Linked DNA regions of Homo sapiens: region 2 is linked to region 1. A link is a contact called in ENCODE Hi-C or POLR2A ChIA-PET data. All regions are on one chromosome and are shown on one strand. The core of a region is the stretch at or near the end of the contact, and the rest is flanking DNA. Distances in the headings are between cores, read along the strand shown.

Evidence for each region. Hi-C counts contacts between places; a loop is a spot of excess contacts on that map. ChIA-PET counts read pairs that join two places held with the same protein, here RNA polymerase II (POLR2A). Pooled maps may share reads with other maps.
Region 2: a loop to region 1 is called in a pooled map, with 6 times the contacts of the local background. The contact joins two enhancer-like sites. A Hi-C loop is called at or near these places in 2 of 50 pooled maps. POLR2A ChIA-PET finds 5 or more read pairs at or near these places in 8 of 52 experiments (B cell, H1, OCI-LY7 and 5 more).

What each region holds. Positions count from the first base shown.
Region 1 is chr2:42,662,050-42,665,450 of GRCh38, reverse strand. The region is part of intron 8 of MTA3 (metastasis associated 1 family member 3); the gene reads right to left. Among named protein-coding and RNA genes, the nearest start is that of MTA3, 95 kb to the right of the region's middle. RefSeq lists an enhancer at 1,822-1,871. Within about 2 kb of position 1,535, at least 2 of the 41 ENCODE cell types and tissues checked have a DNase peak (open chromatin) inside an H3K27ac peak, as active enhancers do; they include B cell, where a contact is called at or near this core.
Region 2 is chr2:42,545,333-42,548,733 of GRCh38, reverse strand. It overlaps a transcript of MTA3 not described here. Among named protein-coding and RNA genes, the nearest start is that of MTA3, 22 kb to the left of the region's middle. RefSeq lists enhancers at 850-1,355, 2,251-3,137. Within about 2 kb of position 1,518, at least 2 of the 41 ENCODE cell types and tissues checked have a DNase peak (open chromatin) inside an H3K27ac peak, as active enhancers do; they include B cell, where a contact is called at or near this core.

The DNA of each region.
Region 1 (3,401 bases), core at 286-2,785:
AATGGTAGAAAGGATCAATGTAAGTACTGTAAACCTACTTTTTCTTTCTTTCTTTTTTTTGAGAGGAAACTTGCTCTGTCACCCAGGCTGAAGTGCAGTGGCACAATCTCGGATCACTGCAACCTCCACCTCCCTGATTCAAGCGATTCTCCTGCCTCAGCCTCCCGAGTAGCTGGGACTACAGGCACGTGCCACCACATCCAGCTAACTTTTGTATTTTTAGTAGAGATGGGGTTTCACTATGTTGCCCAGGCTGGTCTCGAACTCCTTTGACCCACCTGCCTTGGCCTCCCAAAGTGCTAGGATTACAGGCGTGAGCCACACTGCCCAGCCCTATATTCTTCTTTGTATATTGTATAAAACAGATCTTATATTTTAACAAAACGAGTGAAACCTATAAAGCCCCCATGGCTTCAATGTTTTTTAACAATTATGAATCTTATATATTTTAGATTAGCAGTGTTTGAAATTCACAGCTCAACTATATTCATAACAGATTTCAAAATGAGGATGTGAGAACTACTGATGTGCAAACAGTTTAATTACCTGCTCCCAATACATTATTGGTGATTTGACAAGTAGCATAAATTGTCTCGGATAAATCGATGTCAGATTAGGAATGCTGACAGCCCATTGAAGTCCTCAGAATAAAAGTCACAAAGAAAATCACTTAGGAAGGGCTATCAGGTTTCAGCAGTTCCACAACCCTGCCCTCTCTGCAGGCCTCTCAAAGAGGTCTTCAGATCCAAGGTTTGATCACCTAATAGAAAAAGGTGCTAAAGCGATCAGAATAGGACCGTAATTAGTCGGCAGTGGTGGCGGACGCCTGTAATCTCAGCTACTGGCTGAGGCAGGAGACTGAAGCAGGAGAAACACTTGAACCCAGGAAGCAGAGGTTGCAGTGAGCCAAGATCACGCCACTGCACTCCAGCCTGGGCAACAGAGCAAACTGTCTCAAAAAAAAAAAAAAAAAAAAAAAAAAAAGGTAAGCGGGGTGAGGGGGTAGTAGGACCATAAATACTCAAAGAAAAGAATGTGACTCCCCAAATTCAACTGAATGATGAATCCATTTTCATTTAATGGTACAAAACAACCAATGAACCTTTCATATGTTCTTTTTGGGAAACAATCTGCAAAGCTCATTATCAACATACTAATAATTAATTTTTAACCATACTACTCAATTTTATAAATGCCTCAGGATCTAAGAGTCTAAGTAAAGCTGAACCTAAAGCAGTATGAGAAGGAAACCATGGTATTTAAATGTTGCAAGCAAAAAAACACATCTTCTTCAGTGCTGCCTCAAAGAAAGACAATAATGACGCTTAAATCCAAGTCATTCTAACAAAAATGAGGTGGAAGGGTAGATAGAAGAGGTAATCTGACAGAGGAGAGATAACTACTCAGGAGGAATCAAGTGCAGATCCAAACCCTATCTCTGAAACCAGCTATACAAACATGACAAAACACCACTTCCTGAGCCTCTGAGCCTACTTCTGCTTTAGAAAATAATTACGGTAATAAATAACTAGAAAGAATATATGTGATACAAAAGTAATCGGACCTCAAAATTACTAAGCTTCAGAATGGAAACAAAACAGGAGAGATAAAAAACACTGAAGGGTGTGAAGGTAACTTCCTAGAAGGAGCATAAGAGGCAAGTATTACAGAAACTACACAGAAAATGATTATTTATGAAACAGAGTCTTACTCTGTTGCCTACATTGGGATGATCATAGCTCACTGCAGCCTCGAACTTCTTGGCTCAAGGGATCCCTCCACCTCAGCCTCACGAATAGTTGGAACTACAAGCACTCACCACCATGCCTGGCTAATTTGTTTTGTTTTGTTTTGTAGAGACAGAGTCTTGTTATGTTGCCTAGGCCTGTCTCAGACTCCTGGCCTCAAGTGATCATCCTGCCTCAGCCTCCCAAAGTTTTGAGACTACAGGCATAAGCCAGTGTACTTGGCCATAAAATGATGTTTAAAGGAATTAAGGTATATAGGTAGAATCCTCTTTAAAATGCTTCTTTAAAATATCACCTTCACTGACAACAAATACCAAACCTCTAAAACTGCCCTCTCCCAAAAGAAATTCACCTGCTGTCCTGCACATTCACCAGCAGTGGGAAGCAGTGAGCTGCTGCAGCTGTGAACCAAGAGCCCACACAGGCCCTCTCTACCTCAGGCAAGTCAGCCCAGCTGCCACGAGAACTCTCCACCATCTCAGGAACAAGCTTTTCCACTTGCACTCAAGCAGGGACCACATCCCCAGTTATAATCTGAGAAGCAGTATCTCATAAGAATAGTGTTAAACTACAAGGGACTGGTTACATAAATAATAGTTTACCTATATAAGATCATGCAACATTAGGGTAAAACTAAGTTCTTGCAGTGATTTTTAAAAAGGTATTTTTATCCGGCCAGGCACAGTGGCTCACACCTGTAATCCCAGCAACTCTGGGAGGCCGAAGTGGGCAGATCACGAGGTCAGGAATTCGAGACCAGCCTGACCAACACGGTGAAACCCGTCTCTACTAAAAATACAAAAATTAGCTAGGTGTGGTGACGTGCGCCTGTAATCCCAGCTACTCGGGAGGCTGAGGCAGAAGAATCACTTGAACCCGGGAAGCGGAGATTGCAGTGAGCCGAGATCGCACCACTGCACTCCAGCCTGGGCGACAGGGCGAGACTCTGTCTCAAAAAAAAAAAAAAAAAGTATTTATATAATATAGTTAGGGAAAACATAGGGGCGGTGGAGGTCATTTAAAACAGTTAAAAAGAAAGTTCACATAAGACTTAGTTATCAAAATGTACTAAAATGTGGTGCTTGCACAGGGAAAAATAGATCTACAAAACAAAAGAGAATAGATTAAAAGTCTATAAACAGGCCTAAGTATATCTAGGAACCTAAAATATGATAAAGGGGCATTACAAATCATGAAGAAACAAATTCAATAAATGGTACTGGGACAATTAATTTAATATATGAGAAAAATTAGATCCCTACCTCACTCTATTCACAAAATTAAACTCTATATAGATTTACAGTCCTAAATATGAAGAAAACTTTAAAACCATTAGAAAAAACAAGACACAAGAAATATATAAATTTATATATATAAATATAACTCTAGTTATAGCCTAAAAACTCACACACATGCTCACAAAGGGATATGTGTGAAATTTTCAACATAGCATTATGAGTAACACAGCAAAAGAAAAACGTTTTGAAAGCACTCCAGATGTTCCCTGGTAACAGAATACATAAATAATGTTGTGTAGTATTATATACAAGAATATTGGAAATAATAGAAAGCAGTTAAAATGAATGAACTGTGTTTATATTTATTAACACGGCTAGATCTCAATAATGGGCAAATGGCAAGTGTTACACAATA
Region 2 (3,401 bases), core at 269-2,768, 120 kb after region 1:
CCTCCCCAGCTCAGGTGATCCTCCCATCTCAGCCTCCTGGGTAGCTGGAACCCCAGGTGTGTGCCACCACACCTGGCTTAATTTTTGTGGAGATAGAGTTTTCTGTAGAGATGGCGTTTTTGCCATGTTGCCCAGGCTGGTCTTGAACTCCCGGGCTCAAGCAATCCTCTCGCCTCAGCCTTCCAAAGTGCTGGAATTACAGGCGTGAGCCACCATGCCCAGCCCATTTAATATTTGCATTTTAATTTTATGTATATACGTATATTTTGAGACGGAGTCTTGCTTTGCTGCCCAGGCTGGGGTGCAGTGGAGCAATTTCGGCTCACTGCAACCTCTGCCTCCCAGGCTCAAGCAATTCTTGTGCCTCAGCCTCCTGAGTAGCTGGGATCGCAGGTGAGTACCACCAAGCTCCGCTAATTTTTTGTATTTTTTGTAGAGACAGGGTTTTGCCATGTTGGCCTGGCTGGTCTCGAATTCCTGACCTCAAGCAATCTGCCCCTCTCAGCCTCCCAAAGTGCTGGGATTCCAGGCATGAGCCAGCGCGCCCGGCCCCCTTTAATATTTTTAGACCTCAGGTTAACTAAAACCTCAGAAAACAAAACCACGGATAAGAGGGGATGATTGTAATGTCACGGGTTATTTGGGGTTGCCTCTCTACTGTATGGGTGGCCTCCAAACTGGGCTGACCATCAGGACCACAGGGCAGCTTATCTTATTTTTCATAGTAGCTTTAAAGCTAACTAAATATGGCCTTAGAAGGACTCCGTACTTCTTTATTTGAGTCCTCGTGGACGAACTGCAACCTAGCTTAATAGATAGACAAGATTGAAAACCTAATTTAGGAGTATGCACCTGTAACAATAGCTAAGTCAGGACCACAGGGCAGTTTATCTTATTTTTCTTAGTCGCGTTAAAGCGAACTAAATATGGCCTTAGAAAGACTCTGTACTTCTTTATTTGAGTCCTCGTGGACGAACTGCAACCTAGCTTAATAGACAAGATTGAAAACCTAATTTAGGAGTATGCGCCTGTAACAATAGCTAAGTCTTGGCCAGTCCCAGAAGCCATACTTCAACTGCTGAGTGTTCAAATAAGACAAATGCCTCCAGGCGCGGGGGTTGACGCCTGTAATCCCAGCGCTTTGAGAGGCCTTGGCGGGCGGATCACTTGAGGTCAGGAGTTCAAGACTAGCCTGGCCAACATGGTGAAACCCTGACTCTACTAAAAATACAAAAATTAGCCGGGCGCGTTGGCGCGTGCCTGTAATCCCAGCTACTACTTACGAGGCTGAGGCACGAGAATCGCTTGAACCCAGGAGGTGGAGGTTGCAGTGAGCAGAGATTGCGCCACTGCACTCCGGCCTGGGCGACAGAGCAAGATTCAGTCTCAGAAATAATAATAAGGCAAACGCAGAGCTGTAACCAAGCCAGCTGTTCTGTACCTCACGTCCTATTTCTGTTCATCACTTCCTTTTTTTGTCTGTAAATCTTACACCACGTGGCTGGAGTCTCTGAATCTGCTGTGATTCTGCCGGCTGCCCGATTGGCGAATTGTTCATTTAATTCAGCTGAGATTTTTATCAGTAGACTTCCAGACTCCACCCTAGACCTACAAAATCTGTCTCTGGGGGAGGGGCCAGGGAATCTGTATTTTATAAAGTTCCTCCATAGACTGTAGTCATCAGAGAGTAGTGGGGGGAACCTCTGCAGTTTAAAGTCCACATCCTCGTGAAGCCTGGCAGATTAGCCCCTGCTAGCTCCCTACGCAGTTTCTTACCACCTCTGTAAAGCTCTAGCAATAAGATCCCTGTGACAAGTGTCTCATTCTGCCACATTGTATCGTTATTTGCCTGCATGTCCCACCCTGATCACATTCATCCTCCTGTCTGCCCACATGTCCTATTTCCTACCAAAATGTGAGACATTGAGAATAGAGACCCCTTCTGTTACCGCCACAGATTATATGAACACGGATGCTGGGTGCAGTCTTGCAACATGCGTAAGGAATAAAACCAGGAAATGCCTCTAAATAGAGTGCATGTAGGAAACTCTAAGTAATTTTTTTCAGTTCTTTTTTGTTTGACCAGGAAAAAAGATGACCAACTAGGAATGACCAACCTAGAAACGCCTCTAGTTTGACTAGAAAAAAGTGACCAACTAGAAATGCCTCTAGATGGAGTGCACATAGGAAACTGCAAGTAATTTTTTTCAGTTCTTTTTGGTTTGATTAGAAAAAGGATGACCAAAGTTGCCAGGTTAGATGGCAGGGGATGACCACCCCTGGATTTGATTATACACATTTTACTGAAAGAAACAGGTCCAGGGACACTCAGGGTCAGAAAACCAAGTAGAGCAGACAAGGACATCCTAATTCTGGAACCGAGATTGCCAGCATCCTACACAGGCTTCTTCCTCAGTGTGGGGCCAGGCCACACCCTCCACTAATTTCTCCTGGGGCCTTTGTTTGAGTGGAGCCACTTCATTAGCATGTAACAATGGAGAAATCCGAGGTGCCCTGTGTTTTCCATTTATATTTTAAGTGCCAGCAGTCACCAGGCGCCTCCATTGTTATTGCTGTTAGCTGAAGTTAATGGTTTCTTATTAAAAATCTAAGGTCCTCCCTCCCTCCTTCCCTTCCCTACCAGGTTATCTAAAGAGTGAATTCCCGGATCAGCCAATTGCCCTTTCAGGAGTGGCTTAGGGAAGCTGCTTTTAAATAGTACCATTATCATTGCGATTAGTGTTAACGCGGAGCCTGTCTTTCATTTCTTGAAATCTTTCTGGGAAGGCACGTTCCAGATACCCATCTTAAGAGAATTTCAATAACCAGAATTTCCAGTCTGAAGGCCTTCCAACTGCAGCGTGGCACAGTAGGAAGTATGGAGATCTCAGGTCAGGGCTTAATCAGGAATCTTAACCTGAACCTCAGTCTGAAATCCATGAGCCTCAATGTCCATCCATGTATGTAAGCTATCTGCTTTTGTATCCCAAGCTTCTTTAAGGTACACATCATGCAATCTATTGAAAACGATGTGTCAACTTTAAACCCTCTTGAAAACCTGCCATGTGCCAGGCACTAAACTAGAAGCTTTACACATTTTATCTAATGAGGTAGGCCTTATACCCTTATTTTACACATAAGAAACCAGATTCCTCTGCTGTCCCACCCCCGAAACACTCACACATTTTTAACTCCAACTCATTGATTCTATCTGGGAACCTCCCACTCTCCCTTCCATCCCTCAAACATAGCCTTCCTTGCCCTAGTTCTTACCTAGAGCATTTCTCTCCCGAGTTACTGACAATGCCTTGTGTTTTCTTAGGTTCCTTTTTTTTTCTTCTTCTAATTTTATTTTTGAGACAAGGTTTCTCTCTGTCGCTCAGGCTGGAATGCAGTGGTAT